Regions from separate parts of the Homo sapiens genome. Here region 2 is linked to region 1. A link is a contact called in ENCODE Hi-C or POLR2A ChIA-PET data. All regions are on one chromosome and are shown on one strand. The core of a region is the stretch at or near the end of the contact, and the rest is flanking DNA. Distances in the headings are between cores, read along the strand shown. Region 1 holds the start of HCFC1R1 (host cell factor C1 regulator 1). Region 2 holds the start of CORO7 (coronin 7).

Region 1 (7,312 bases), core at 3,492-5,991:
GACCACCGCCCCAGCGCCCTCTGGGCCCTCCTGGGCTCCTGATTCCTCTTCTGATACGGGTTATAATGATCCCCACTCCCACCCAGGGGCCCCCTGACCTCCTTGATCTAGGTGTTTGCAGCCCTCCTCCCGCCCGGGTACAGAAGTCCCCCGCCACCCCGGCTCCCTGAGGCCCTAGCGCCCTCAAACGCGTCTTCTGCTCCTGCCCGCCTAGGGCCCTGGAGCTGTCCCTGCAGCTCAACCGCGTCTCGCTGGAGCGAGACTCCCTGTCTCGGGAGCTGCTGCGCGCCATCCGCCAGAAGGTGGCGCTCACGCAGGAGCTGGAGGCCTGGCAGGTGAGGGGCGGGGCCCGTGTGCGGGGCGGGGCAAGGGGCGGGACCGGCGCTGAGCCGACCACGGCCTCCCGCAGGACGACATGCAGGTGGTGATCGGGCAGCAGCTGCGCTCACAGCGCCAGAAGGAGCTGAGCGCCTCCGCGTCGTCGTCGACCCCGCGCCGTGCCGCGCCCCGCTTCTCGCTGCGCCTGGGCCCCGGGCCCGCCGGTGGCTTTCTCAGTAACCTCTTCCGAAGGACCTGACGGCTGGGCCCAGAGGGCTGCCCTTGCCCACTTAGGGGCTCACTTTCCTCTTCAGGCCAATGGAGCGACAGGGCCCAGATTGTCTTCCAAAAGAAGCTGATGCCCTCCCCGCCCCAGGATGCTGGGCAAGGGCTCATCGGGAGCAGGGGCTCATCCGGAGCAGGGGCCAGCTTTGTGGGGCAGGAGCTCCAGGTGGGTGGCAGGGGCAGGTGAACAGAGCTATTTTCCGAATTAATATACGTCTATCTTTTCTAGGGCAGGGATGGGGCTGGGTATTTATGTATCAAGATCGGACAGAGTAATATATAAATCACTCCACCGATTTGGCCCCCATTCATAGAAAGAAAGAGCATGGTAAAAAAGCCTGAAACTTTATTGTAAAAAAAAAAAAAAAAAGAAAATGAAAAACACTCTAAAACCCTGAGCTGGCTGGGGGTGTCGTCAGAGATCAGAAGGACAGGGAGAAGGCTCGGTAACCCAGGTTGGTGAAGACATCCACCCGGCAGCTGTTGCCTGCAGCTGTCAGGACCTGGAGGAAAGAGGGGCATGACTGGCCTGCCCACACCCCTGCCTCCCAGCCGCTCCGCGGCCCCTGCCGGACCCACCTTGCACTCAGGCGCGGCAGGCTGCTGGTTGAGGCTGAGGCTGAGCAGCCCTGGGGAGGAGCCAGGCACCTGGGCCTTCAGCTCCCCGCTCAGCTGCCACTGGTTGACGCAGCGGCCCTGGCCAGCTGACAGAATCTGCAGAGGACAGGGAAGGTGCTCAGGGGTCAGGACTGAAGGGAAGAGTCAGTGGGGGTGGCAGAAGTGAGACACAGGGCCTCACCAGGTCCTGGTAGAAGGTGACGTGCTTCTGTGGCGCCCGGATGGGGAAGATGGTGGTGGGTGTGGAGGATCGGAGGTGCCAGAGGGTGAGGGCTGGGCCCCCTCCACAGACCTGGACAGAAAGGTGGGAGTCCCCAGCTGTGAACCACAGGCCCACAGCTGACAGGGCCCGGAGCTGCCATCCCATCCCACAGTCTGCCCAGCTCACCATCCAGTCGGAATCAGTTGCCAAACATCCAATCCAGCGCCCATTGTGGGGCCTCGAGCACTCCTGGGATGGGGAGGGGAGGAGGGAAAGAGGTGAAGACCTGGAGAATTCAAGGAGTTGGGGGAGAAGAGGACAATGGCCACGGTCACACCCTCACCTCGTGCTTATAGACCTCGATCGTCTGGACCTCCTTGGCTGTGCGCAGGTCTGCGGGGAAAGAACTGTGAGTGGTGCCCCACTTGCCTCAGCCTCCTTCACTGCCATCTTGCCCTCCAACCAGCCACCTGCTTACCCCAAAGTCGAACAGCTCCATCCTCGCCACCTGACAGCACCTCTGGGCTCCTTTCCCGCAGTGCCAGGCAGTGGATGTAGTCTGTGTGGCCCCGGAGGACCCTCTGCATGTAGAGGGGCGATGTCAGGAGGAGACCTAGGAAGAGTGCCTCTCCCTGACCTAGACCTGCTCTAGGGCTCCAGGACCCTGCTCACCGTGAAAGTCCCAGTTTCAAGGTCCATAGTGTGCAACTGACAGTCTCCCCCAGCCAGGATGAGGGAATTCTCCTGTGGAGGAGCAGGATGAGGCAGAAAGTCAATGTCAAATCAGGATAGGCAGAGGGTGAAGGATCAAAGTTTGGACCAAGAACAGTCACATGGGGCTCAGACCTTGGGGACCAGCAGCAAAGCGTTGATCTCAGGCACTTCCAGGCTGGTCCTGGGGAAGGAAAGGCAAGGTCAGTGAGGAAGTGGCTTCACCCTGATGCACCCTCTATCCACGTGGCCCTGCTCACCTGTATGGAGGCTGACGACGCCACAGCTCCTTACAGCCCTTCAAAAGAGAAAATACCAGGTGACCTCAAAGGCTCTCTCTGGGTCCAGGCACCCCAGCCCTTTCCCAAGCTCGACTCCTTACCTTCTTGAGCATCTCCGCCCAAAGCCAGGCCTTCACCTCCCCATCCCCAGCACTAAGCAGATGTCGATCGGTGGAAACCATGCTATAGACGGGCCCATCATGGGCTAAAGAGAAATGCAGAACTGAGTGAGCCAATCCCACCCAAAGTCCTGAAGCCAGACTCCACAGGTATACCCACCTTGGAAAGTCACCACCGGCTTCTTACTTTCCTCTTTGGCTTCTGAGCTCAAAGCAGAGGACAAGCTGCAGGGACAGCGGAGGGGACCCAGGAGTCAGAAACGGGGGCATCCGTCCCATGAGGGCCAAGTGCCAGGGCTAATGGGTGGACAGCGGCAGAGGGTACCTGAAGATGGCAATCTGCCCGTAATTGTTGCCAGCCGCCAGAAACTTCCCACATGGTGAGACGCTCTGGGAGAAGATGGTCATATGGAGCCGCTGCAAGGCCTGGAACACCTCTGTCTGCAGGGAAAGACTGGATGAGGCCTGCCTGGGACGTATGAAACCTCCCATCCACAGATTCCTCCCTGCTTCCCCCAAAACCTGCCAGGCCTCCCACTGTCCTGACTTCTCAGCCTTCTTTTGAGGCGGCCCCGCCCCAAGCCAGCACCTGCCCATGCAGTCCCATGGGTGGCTCCAAGAAGACACTGAAGAAGGGGAGAGTTGAGGTGATGCCTCAGGGACCTCTGAGCAAGCACCCAGGCCTCTCCTGCCAGCTTCCTCAACTGACAAATGGAGCTCACAGAAGATTCCATCACAATTAGATGAGCTAGTGTATAGACAAGAGCTTTACATGGGGCTGTCACTCAGTGCTTAAGCCGGGTGTGGTGGTTCATGCCTGTAATCCAGCGCTCTGGGAGGCCAGGAGTTTGAGAGCAGCCTGGGCAACATAGTGAGACTCTGTCTCAAAAAAAATTTAAAAATGTGGGGCCGGGCGCAGTGGCTCACGCCTGTAATCCCAGCACTTTGGCAGGCCAAGGCAGGTGGACCACCTGAGGTCAGGAGTTCAAGACCAGCCTGACCAACATGGAGAAACCCTGTCTCTGCTAAAAATGCAAAATTAGCTGGGAGTGGTGGCGCATGCCTGTAATCTCAGCTACTCAGGAGGCTGAGGCAGGAGAATTGCTTGAATCTGGGAGGCGGAGGTTGCGGTGAACCCAGATGGAGCCACTGCACTCCAGCTTGGGCAACAAGAGTGAAATTCCATCTCAAAAAAAAAAAAAAAAAAAAAATTTGGCCGGGCGTGGTGGCTCACACCTGTAATCCTAGCACTTTGAGAAGCCAAGGCAGGCAGATTACCTGAGGTCAGGAGTTCGAGACCAGCCTGGTCAACATGGTGAAACCCTGTCTCTACTAAAAACACGAAAATTAGCTGGGCATGGTGGCACACGCCTATAGTCCCAGCTACTTGGAGGGCTGAGGCAGGAGAATCGCTTGAACCTGGGAGGCGGAGGTTGCAGTGAGCTGAGATCGCGCCACTGCACTCTAGCCTAGGTGACAGAGTGAGACTCTGTCTCAAAAAAAAAAAAAAAGTGCTTTGCAAGAACTAGAAAATTAAAAAAAAAAAAAAAGTACCTCTACTACCCCAACATAGAAAAACGTACTGATTTATAATTCCTACTCTCTGACTTGCGTTAAGCCCCTGAAGCACTTCTGGGTTACTATCCCGCCCCCCTGGTCAGAGTCTGAGTCCCACAAATAGCCCAGGCAAAACAGGGCTCAGGGCACGATTCCCTGCCCGCCCCGTCCCAGCCATGCGTGAACTACAAACCCCAGAAGGCAACGCGCACCACGTCCGTCTCACCTGACCCAGAGGCACCGCGAGCGGCACAGCTCGCTCCATCTCCAGAACTACAAGTCCCAGAGTGCTCCGCGCGCGACGCAACCTCACGAGGCCTTACGTGCCTAGAGCGGTTCCTCTCCGTGGCGCCCTACCGCCTTCGGCGCGAAGGTGGCTGGTGCGTACCGTCCCGAACCCTAGGAGCCGAGGTGAGCGCCGCGAAGACCCCCGACATTAAGAAGTGGTGTCCACCGCAGCCCCCTTAAGCCGGATACCCTCCCCCACCCCGAGGAGCAAGCCTGCCTTCCGCCACGCGCCGCCCGTCTTCCGCGCCCGCGCAGAACCTCGCGGCTGTGCCCGCCTAAAGCCACGCCCATCCTCTCTTGGCCACGCCCTCAGAGACTCCTCCCCTGTCGCCCAGATCCCACCCGCAGGACCCCAAAACCCAATGATCCTGCAGCAGCCCTTGCAGCGAGGCCCCCAGGGAGGGGCCCAGCGCCTCCCGCGGGCCGCCTTGGGGGTGACTTGGGGCCTGGACGCCAGGTGCGTGTAGGGGACCAGGGTGGGCCTGACCAAGGGCCGCAGGAGCTTTGGCTGGGTGCTCAGGACTGGTCTGCAGGATGAATACGGGGTGGGGCGAATCGGCGGGGCTTAGGCGTGAGCTGAGATGGGACTGGGGCTGCGGCTGAGGGTCGAGACTTCCGAGGTACCCTGCTGGATGGTCCAGGAGAGCGGGGACCGGCACCAGCTGAGACAGGAATGGGCTTGGGGCTCCTGGCTGATGCTGCAGGCTTAGGCGGGCAGATCCTTGGGAAGGGGCCAAGAGGGTGGGGTGCACCAGGCTCTCTTTTTTTCCCAGCTCCCCTCTCCGAGGAGCTGTGCCCATGAGCACCAAGCGGCGCCTGGAGGAGGAGCAGTGAGTTTGGGGGCAGGGAGGGACTCCCAACAAGATCTCTGTCACCTCTGGTCCCCAACAGGCTGCCTCCTGTGTCAGTATCCCAGCCTGCCTCTCTGCCATCTCTCCCCAGGGAGCCTCTGCGCAAGCAGTTTCTGTCTGAGGAGAACATGGCCACCCACTTCTCTCAACTCAGCCTGCACAATGACCACCCCTACTGCAGCCCCCCCATGACCTTCTCCCCAGCCCTGCCCCCACTCAGGTAGGTTCCTCCACTGGCCAGGCCTTCTGCAGAATCACAGGCGGTCCTCACAGCTGACCTCAGGCCCTGCCTCATCGTGCCATTTTTAGCTCTAGCTGACCTCTGGGTTGTTTCCCATCTTGGCTCTTTGGAAAGTGCTGGGAACCCAGGAGCCCCTGGGGACCTGGACCTGGTGGGAGGTGCTCAGCTAGGCCAGCCTCAGCTCCATGCCCTGACAGTCATTTCCTCTTCTAGGAGCCCTTGCTCTGAGCTGCTTCTCTGGCGCTATCCTGGCAGCCTCATCCCTGAGGCCCTCCGTCTGCTGAGGCTGGGGGACACCCCCAGTCCCCCCTACCCTGCAACCCCAGCTGGGGACATAATGGAGCTCTGAGTGCTGGTGGACAGTGCCCCTCCCACCTTCCTTCTTCCCCACAACAGAAGAGACCAGCGACTCCCGCAAAGGGACAAGGTTCCTCCCTCTCCTGCAGAGTAGGCATCTGGGCACCAAGACCTTCCCTCAACAGAGGACACTGAGCCCAACGGAGTTCTGGGATGGGAGGGGTGGGAGCATGGGAAGGGAGGCATCCCACCCCCAAGAAGAACTGAATAAAGATTGCTGAGCAAAGGAAGGCTTCAGTCTGGAACCTGGGGCTTTTGGGGATGGTGGAGAGGGCAGAGGCGCGGGATGCTGGGGTTTCTCCTCAAGATCTTCCCTGGAAAACTGTTAGGGCCAGCCAGGTCCTTGCCGGCTGAGTTCCAGGCATTGAGAATGTGTGAGTCAGAGCCTCACCCCCGCCCCCGCGGCTGGCTGACTCACTCCCTCCCTCCAGCTCAGGGGAGTCAGTCGGGGATCACTGCCTCTCCAAACCATTTAAAGTTAAAGATTCTTTTATTAATAAATTCTCCCTCCCCTCCAAACTCTCCCCAAAATAAATATCTCCTCCCCGCTTTGGGGAGTTGGGGGGGTCTGTATCTTAGGGCCAGCCCTCCTAGTGGGCCAGCCCCCTAGTGTTAAAAATAGGTCCCTAACCCCCCAGGGTGACCCCCGTGGTGGAATTTCAGGACATCTGAGTGAGTGGGGCCTAGTGTCAAGTCTGCCCCCCAAGTCAGCCTGGCCCCCAGGGCCTCTAGGAAGGAGGGCACCCCCCTCCCCTGTGCAAATGCTGCAGTTCCTTAGTCAGTGTCAGCTGTTTTGTGTGAGCCAGCGTGAGGCTCCCTTTCTGTTCTGGAGCCAGAGGCAGGGCAACCAGACACCTTGGAAGGTTCCCCTGAACCCTGGGCCCAGGCCTCAGAGGTGATTCACCGCCCCCCACCCCCCTTGTGGTTGGAGGAGCTTGGCTCCCGCCGCGTCTGGGAGGCAGAGACTGGCTCTAGAATGGATGAATGAATGATGAGTGGGCGAGCCCCGGCTGGCAGGGGGCACATTGTCACTGGATCAGCGCCACAGCTGGGCAGCCCTCTCCGCCGGTCTCCTCTATGGGGGCTGCAAGATAAGAGGTGGGGTCGTCAGCAGCAGAGAAAAGGTCGAGTGCTGACAGGGCTGGGCAGGCCAGGGCACACTTACTGGTGAACTTCTCTCTCCTGCGGCATCGTCTCCAGACCAAAAAGCCAGAAAGCAGCCCCAGCACGAAGGTCAGGCTCAGAGCGCCCCCAAGGATGGGCCAAAGCAGCCGGAAGGGGGCAGGAGGTGCTGCAGCGCCTGGGGGCGGGACTCGGAGTCAGACCTCGCCCCTCTCCAGGCCAGCCCCGCCCCCTAAGACTGAGCCTTCTGCCTTCTCCCAAACGTGGCCTCCTCCCTGACCGGAGCCCCCTCCCAGCTCCCACCTCCTCCCGAATGATTTCCCAGATGCAAAGCTCTCGGCCCCGCTCTGCGCACCAGCCAC
Region 2 (7,312 bases), core at 3,466-5,965, 1.4 Mb before region 1:
GCCTATAATCCCAGCTACTTTGGAGGCTGAGGCATGGGAATCACTTGAACCCAGGGGGTGGAGGCTGCAGTGAGCTGAGATTGCACCACTGCACTCCAGCCTGGGCAACAGTGAGACTCTTCCTCAAAAAAAAAAAAAAAAAAAATTTCACCAGGCGTGGTGGCGCGCACCTGTAGTCCCAGTTACTGGGGAGACTGAGGCAGGAGAATCACTTGAACCTGGGAGGCGGAGGTTGCAGTGAGCCGAGATCACGCCACTGCATTCCAGCCTGCACAACACAGCAAGACTCTGTCTCAAAATAAAGCAAAACAAAAAATAGTAATGTCCTCAAAGGGTCATCTGAGTGACATAATCATGTAAAGGCTTCCTATAGTACTTGATGCGTAGCCATTGCTCAATCTGTGTTGGCCCCATGTGCCAGGCTGTACTAAGCACTGAGGATACTAAGAACTCAGACAGAGTTACTTACTCACGGGGAGCCCAAAACTTAGGAGAAATGGGGGTTGGGGGGATGCTGCTGGTTGAGAAGAACAACTTTCAAGTATAGAAGCTGAAAACAAGAGCCAAAAGGACTTCCATTTACTACCTCAGAGTGAGTTAGGAACTAGAGGAGAGCTCAGTAATATGAAAACTGTCACCGTTGTAACTTCCCCCCCTTTTTTTCTTTGTATTTTCGTTTATCCCCCATCTAGTTCCCCATAGTGATGAACAGTAAAAATCCTCCACGTTGAAATGGTGTGTGTGTTCTTGTTTTCAGGGATAGCAGGAAGGCTGATTGTTGGGGAGCCAGTATTTTCTATTATGAAGCAGAGAACTCTTAAGGAGTGGAGTGGATGATGGTAATTACCAAAAGAGAGGACAAAGTCCTTGGGATCTGCCACACAGAAGAAAGAAAAACATGGGAAAGACTCCCAGCTGAGAGCAGCCTGGGCCTATGCCTGGTCTCTTTTTGGTTAGACTTTATTATTATTTATTTTTGAGACAGTGTTTTGCTCTTGTTGTCCAGGCTGGAGTGCAATGGCACGATCTTGACTCACTGCAACCTCCACCTCCTGGGTTCAAGCGATTCTCCTGCCTCAGCCTCCTGAGTAGCTGGGATTACAGGCATGCACCACTGCACCCAGCTAATTTTGTATTTTTGGTACAGACGGGGTTTCGCCATGTTGGCCAGGCTGGTCTCGAACTCCTGACCTTAAGTGATCTGCCCGCCTCAGTCTCCCAAACTGCTGAGATTACAGGCATGAGCCACTGTTCCCTGGCTTTGTTTTCTATTTTGATATGAGCCCAACCCTATGAGGTAGGTAGCGGGAGGACTATTCCCATTTTTACAAACGGACACCACCCCGCCCACAAAGAAAAAAAACAACAATAAAATAAGCTCTGAAAGATGAAAAGACTTGTCCAAGGCCACACAGCTAGTAAGTGAGTGAATGAAGACCCAAGCCCAGGTCTTCTCACAACAAAACTGTGTGTTTTTCCTTTAAACCACGTGCCTATCAATCGTCATTGCGATCAGTATCTCCCAAGCATATGGCTCTTGGGAGTTTCTGAAGTACTTTCTCATGCTTATTTTCATTTGCTTTTCACAACAAAAGAGAGGCAGGGCAAGCATTTATTACTACCATGGGTACAAACTGCTGCCCTGCCTTTCAAGGACTTCTGCTGCAACTGGACACAAATGGATCCATCCCAGGCTTGTTGCCAAAGACTGCAGAAGCCACAAGCTACACCTATCCTCAGTGCCAGTCAGAATATGATCCCGTGTTCTCCAGGCAGAAGCTCAAAAATGTGAGCTTTAAGGAGAAACAGGCCGGGCACAGTGGCTCACGCTTGTAATCCTAGCACTTTGGGAGGCCGAGGTGGGCAGACAGCCTGAGCTCAGGAGTTTGAGACCAGCCTGGGCAACATGGCGAAATCCCATATCTACTAAAAATTCAAAAATTAGCCAGGCATGGTGGTATGCACCTGTAATCCCAGCTACTCGGGAGGCTGAGGTAGGAAAATCACTTTAATCCAGGAGACAGGTTATGGTGAGCTGAGATCACACCATTGCACTGCCTTGGCAACAGAGACTTTATCTCAAAAAAAAAAAAAAAAAAAAGGAGAAACAAATGTTACTTGCAAAGGGAACACAAAGTCGTAAGCGTTTCCCCCTCCACACTTTCATTTCACTAGACCAGCAATTCCACAGAGCACTTTCCCCATCTCCTGAGCTGTGGATATCTGTGAGAGCTGCGAAGGGGTTTAATGGTGCTCCCCGACAGTGCTGGGCTGAAGGCAATGGGAGACAAGACGGTCTCTGTGATTTCTTGCTGAAACCACTGATCATTTGAAGTATAATGGGACTGGCCAAGTTCATGGCTGCCAATGGCTGCAACTCTCCCATGTGAGCTCAGAGATCTTTTACAGAGGGCAGAAGAGCCTGAGCCCAGCTCTTCAGGGGCATGATTTGTCTTAAGTATAGCATTTTCTTTACTTCACACAGAGTATAGGACAATTCCAAGTGGGTGAGGAATGTGTGGTCCAGATGTTCTGGTCTGTGATGTCTGTAGCAGGTGCAGTTCCCTATGAAAGGGGATGATGAGCTGTGCCTCGGTCGCCTAGGATCCAGTGGGACCACTGTCCTGATGATTTTCTTTCTTTCTTTTTTTTTTTGAGACAAAATCTCGCTTTTGTCTCCCATACTGGAGTGCAATGGCATGATCTCGGCTCATTGCAACCTCCACCTCCCGGGTTCAAGTGATTCTCCTGCCACAGCCTCCCGAGTAGCTGGGATTACAGGCACCTGCCACCACGCCTTGTATTTTTAGTAGAGACGGGGTTTCACCATGGTGGCCAGGCTGGTCTTGAACTCCTGACCTCAGGTGATCCACCCACCTCGGCCTCCCAAAGTGCTGGGATTATAGGCGTGAGCCACCATGCCCAGCCACTTGATGATTTTCTTTTTTTTTCTTTTTTTTTTTTTTTTTGAGACAGAGTCTCGCCCTGTCACCCAAGCTGGAGTTCAATGGCACGATCTCGACTCACTGCAACCTCCGCCTCCCGGGTTCAAGCAGTTCTCTGCCTCAGCCTCCCAAGTAGCTGGGATTACAAGCACCCACCACCACGCCCAGCTAATTTTTATATTTTTAGGACAGACAGGGTTTCACCATCTTGGCCAGGCTGGTCTTGAACTCCTGACCTGGTGATCCACCCACCTTGGCCTCCCAAAGTGCTGGGATTACAGGCGTGAGCTACCGCGCCCGGCCAACCTGATGATTTTCTAAAAACCTTTTTGGACTGGGCGCAGTGGCTTATGCCTCTAATCCCAGCACTTTGGGAGGCTGAGGCAGGTGGATCACTTGAGGTCAGGAGTTTGAGACCAGCCTGGCCAACATGGCAAAATCCCATCTCTACTAAAAATACAAAAATTAGGAGTAGTGGCGCACACCTGTAATCCCAGCTGCTTGGGAGGCTGAAGCAGGAGAATCGCTTGAACTCAGGAGGTGGAGGTTGCAGTGAGCTGAGATGACACCACTGCACTCCAGCCTGGGCAACAGAGTGAGACTCTGTCTCAAAACAAACAAACAAAAAGCCTTTTCAATAAACCACAAGTGACTTTGGTTCACAGTAAATACACTTCTGCCCGAACTAAGATAAAATGTAAGCATTGCTTTTCAAACCTTAGAAATGCAAGAATCAGCTGGGTGCGTTGGCTCATTCCTATAATCCCCACACTTTGGCAGGCCAAGTTGGGAGGACTGCTTGAGTCTCGTTCGAGACCAGCCTGACCATCATGGTGAAACCCCGTCTCTTACTAAAAATAAAAAATTAGTTGGGCGCGGTGGCAGGCGCCTGTAATCCCAGCTATTCGGGAGGCTGAGGCAAGAGAATTGCTTGAACCCGCGAGGCAGAGGGTGCAGTGAGCTGAGATCGCGCCACTGCACTCCAGCCTGGGTGACAGGGACTCCGTGTCAAATAAATGAATAAATACTAAAGAAAAATTAAAAGCTATTATTATTATTATTTTTAGAGGCAGGGTCTCTTTCTGTCTCCCAGGCTGGAGTGCAGTGGCACGGTCACAGATAACTGCAGCCTCGACCTCTTGGGCTCAAGGGATACTCCTGCCTCAGTCTCCCAAAGTTCGGGATTACAGACCTGAGCCACCGCGCCTGGCCGGATGCAGAGCGCCTGGCCGGATGCAGAGGCTTTTGAGTAGGCCCGGTGGACAGGGATTTGCTTTAGACCTGGGCCCCTGTTCCCCCTCTGCCTCTTACCACTGGTGTGACCTGGGGACCGACAGTTTACACTCTCCTTTAGCCGGGGGTTTCCTGTCTCTGAAATGGAGCTAATTTCTCCCCTCTCTACAGGAAGAGGTAGATAGTGCTGGAAGGCGTGCTAGGTACACCGCAAAGACTCCACAGCAAATCCTGCACACAAAATCGCGAATGCTGCAGCCGAGACCCCACGCAAGCAAGCACCGCAGGAGACGTGGGCTGACAGCTGCGCCCCACGTGACCTCCCACCCGCGCCAGTCCGTCCCCTCGGTATCAGGGCGTGGCCTCGCGGGGCGGCCGTACCTGGATTGGCCGGGAGGCGGGACCGGTGGTGCGCGCGCGAAAGGAGAGGGGCTTGGGGGCGTGGCCCAGGGGGCCGGAGACGGCTGCGATTGGCAGTGGGGCGCGCCGGGGGCGTGACCGCGGCATTGGGTCCCGGGTGGGGCCGAGGCAGCGGGAGTCGCGGTTGCTCAGCGTGCACCTGAGACCCGACGCCCGGGGTCCTCGAAGACGCGTCCGCCGCCGTGCCCGTCGCCATGAACCGCTTCAGGGTGTCCAAGTTCCGGCACACCGAGGCTCGGCCGCCCCGCCGCGAGGTGAGTCCGGCCCGAGGACCGGGCGCTGTCGCCTCGGGCCCCGTCCGGCTGCCCCTCCCCCTGCCCGGACCCCACAGGGGTGCCCTCCAGGGCCGTCTGGAACCCCGAGACCTCCATCCCCGGGGAACCCCCCTTCAGGCCAGGGCCCCGGCGTCCGGGCCGTTTCGTCGCCGCCGGAGGGCAGAGTCCGGCACTCCCGTGACTCGCTCTGGCGCTCGGTGACCCTGGCGGTCTGCCCGCCTCGCCCACCTCGCCCCGGGACCCCCGAGGCGGCGCAGCCCTCCTAGCCGGGGCCCAGGCCTGCGAGGCCGCCTGCCTTCCCAGCTTCCGGTCGGCCTCGCCGGGAGCCGGGGCTCGGGGCGCTGCCGGCGCCTGGCTCCTCCTCCCTGCCGCCCCGGGTCGCCCCTGCCCCTGGCTGGGCTGTGGGGAGACGCCCCTCTCTCCTCTGGCCCCGGCGAGCCCAAGTGTGTCAGTGGTGGGGAGGGAGCCCCTCGGCCGCACGCGCCCCTCCCTCGGGTTTCCGCCGGTGCTTCCTCCTCTCGCCGCTGGCGCAAGCTCTTTCTTTATCTCGGTGATGCTGCCACGGCTGGGTGGGGCCTGGGGAAGCCTGAGCAGGTGGAGCCCCAAAGAATTGCTGAGCCAGGTGCCGGGAGACCCTTCGGACCCCCGAAACGGCAGGAGGACTGATGAGGGGTGCGCCTTGGAAACGATGTCAGCTCTGCTCTTCCGCTTTCCGTGTTATTTGTAAGGCCTGGGAGTGTCCTCCGATAACTGGGCCTAGGAGTTGACCTCAAGTGACCCCATCAGGGTCCCAGAGCAAGTCAGGGCAGTCTGGGTAGAGGTTCCGTTTTTGTAGTGTGGACTATATTTCCTCTGCTTCCACTTTATGCTGTGCTAAGCTGCTGGAGACATCCCGGTGAACACAACGGCATTTTCCTTCCCCTGTGGCACTTGTAGCCTCATGAGGGAGACAGCAAGCAGACAAACAAGAGCATTGGAGGTTTTCATAACGACATTGAAGAACACACATGAGGGACTGGGATGGAGAATGGAGGGGGCCAGTCTCAGTAGCGTGGTCAGGAAAGGCTGCCTGGAGTAGATGGCATTTTAGCTGAGGCCAGAAGGGTGAGAATTGAGAAAGAGCCTGGTGGAGAAATGGAAAGTGAGCATGAGTGGATGGAGGGGATGGCCGGAGCAGTATGGTGACAGATGAGTCCAGAGTGGTCCTGCAGAACCCAAGGGCCACCGGAAGAAGTTGGGTTTTATTCTGATTGCAGTGCAGAGCCATTGAAAAGTTAGGGGGAGGGGCTGGATACCATGACTCACGGTAATCCCAGTACTTTGGGTGGACTGCTTTGAGCTCAGGAGTTCGAGACCAGCCTGGGCAACATTGCGAAACCCCTCTGAACAACAAGTTAAAGAAAAAAAAATTAGCCAGGTGTGGTGACTCACTCCCGTGGTCCCAGCTACTTGGGAGGCTGAGGTTGGAGGATCTCTTGAGCCGAGGAAGTGGAGGTTGCAGTGAGCCGAGATTGTGCCACTACACACCAGCCTGGGCAATAGAGTGAGACACTGTCTCAAAAAAAGAAAAAAACAAACAAGAAAAGTTAGGAGGAGGTACCTAGGTTTGCATCAAGACAGCCGGTGGCTCTGAGTGCAGTTAAGTACTGCTTGGAGGGGTCTGGAGAATACTTGAGGGGCCCTAATTCTTGCTCCTGGGTGGGCCTTAGTCCAGCAACATAAACAGATAGGCATGGAACTACAGACTGTAGGGAGAGCTTAAAACAGTTTATGTTAGGGAGGCGGGAGAACAGGTGATCTGTTCTTTTCAGAGATATTTGCAGTCACTGTGTTTATACAGTAAACATGAATCAGGAGGGAGAAATAATAGGGTGGGACTGATGCTGTAACCATGGCAGGTGAACACTGATATAGAAACTTCAGGTGGTGGAGGTGGTTTCCGGGGTGCTATGGGTGGGTGGAGTGGGAAACATGGGTGTCCTGTCATCGAGGGCAGGAAGGAGTGCTGAGCGGTGCTTTGACAACAGAGAAAATGTGTGGACCTTGCAGATCTTAGTTTCAGAAACGTGCTCCTCTGCCTCCCCTTGGGTGGGGGTGTTTCTTTTACTGACTTATGAGACTTTGTGGAAAGGTGTGTCCTGATGAGGCCAGGCCTTGGTGGTTCCCCTCTCTGAGCTTGGGTGTTTTTCTCCGGGTACTTGGAGGAGGCCTGGCCACATTTTGCATTTTCTTTTTTTTTTTTTTTTTGAGATGGAGTCTCGCTCTGTTGCCCAGGCAGGAGTGCAGTGGCATGATCTCGGCTCACTGCAACTTCCGCCTCCCAGGTTCAAGTGATTCTCCTCCCTCAGCCTCCTGAGTAGCTGGAATTGTATGTAGGTGCCCGCCACCATGCCTGGATAATTTTTGTATTTTTAGTAGAGATAAGGTTTCACCATGTTG

What was found. Hi-C counts contacts between places; a loop is a spot of excess contacts on that map. ChIA-PET counts read pairs that join two places held with the same protein, here RNA polymerase II (POLR2A). Pooled maps may share reads with other maps.
Region 2: a loop to region 1 is called in a pooled map, with 14 times the contacts of the local background. The contact joins the promoter of CORO7 here to the promoter of HCFC1R1 in region 1. A Hi-C loop is called at or near these places in 1 of 37 single-sample maps with no recorded cell type and 7 of 50 pooled maps. POLR2A ChIA-PET finds 5 or more read pairs at or near these places in 2 of 52 experiments (Caco-2 and common myeloid progenitor, CD34-positive).

The regions. Positions count from the first base shown.
Region 1 is chr16:3,021,371-3,028,682 of GRCh38, reverse strand. It overlaps HCFC1R1 (host cell factor C1 regulator 1), which reads left to right and starts at 4,741. Exons shown (of 4, transcript NM_017885.4): 1 at 4,741-4,836; 2 at 5,153-5,209; 3 at 5,322-5,450; 4 at 5,685-6,058. The coding sequence starts at 4,742. The coding sequence ends at 5,820. It overlaps THOC6 (THO complex subunit 6), which reads right to left and starts at 4,648. Exons shown (of 13, transcript NM_024339.5): 1 at 4,318-4,648; 2 at 2,860-2,975; 3 at 2,695-2,759; 4 at 2,517-2,620; 5 at 2,395-2,432; 6 at 2,270-2,318; 7 at 2,096-2,167; 8 at 1,902-2,004; 9 at 1,767-1,816; 10 at 1,610-1,672; 11 at 1,403-1,513; 12 at 1,183-1,317; 13 at 933-1,106. The coding sequence starts at 4,356. The coding sequence ends at 1,026. It overlaps TNFRSF12A (TNF receptor superfamily member 12A), which reads right to left. Exons shown (of 4, transcript NM_016639.3): 3 at 6,994-7,128; 4 at 6,300-6,912. The coding sequence ends at 6,857. It overlaps BICDL2 (BICD family like cargo adaptor 2), which reads left to right. Exons shown (of 10, transcript NM_001369667.1): 9 at 215-335; 10 at 410-1,001. The coding sequence ends at 577. RefSeq lists silencers at 350-409, 4,706-4,905, 7,227-7,312 and enhancers at 938-1,744, 4,326-4,635, 4,025-4,668, 4,669-5,313, 5,296-5,395 and 2 more.
Region 2 is chr16:4,413,999-4,421,310 of GRCh38, reverse strand. It overlaps CORO7 (coronin 7), which reads left to right and starts at 4,715. Exons shown (of 28, transcript NM_024535.5): 1 at 4,715-4,852. The coding sequence starts at 4,793. CORO7-PAM16 (CORO7-PAM16 readthrough) reads left to right here and starts at 4,715. Exons shown (of 31, transcript NM_001201479.2): 1 at 4,715-4,852. The coding sequence starts at 4,793. LOC124903635 (a long non-coding RNA gene) reads left to right here. Exons shown (of 3, transcript XR_007064963.1): 2 at 758-952; 3 at 4,350-4,586.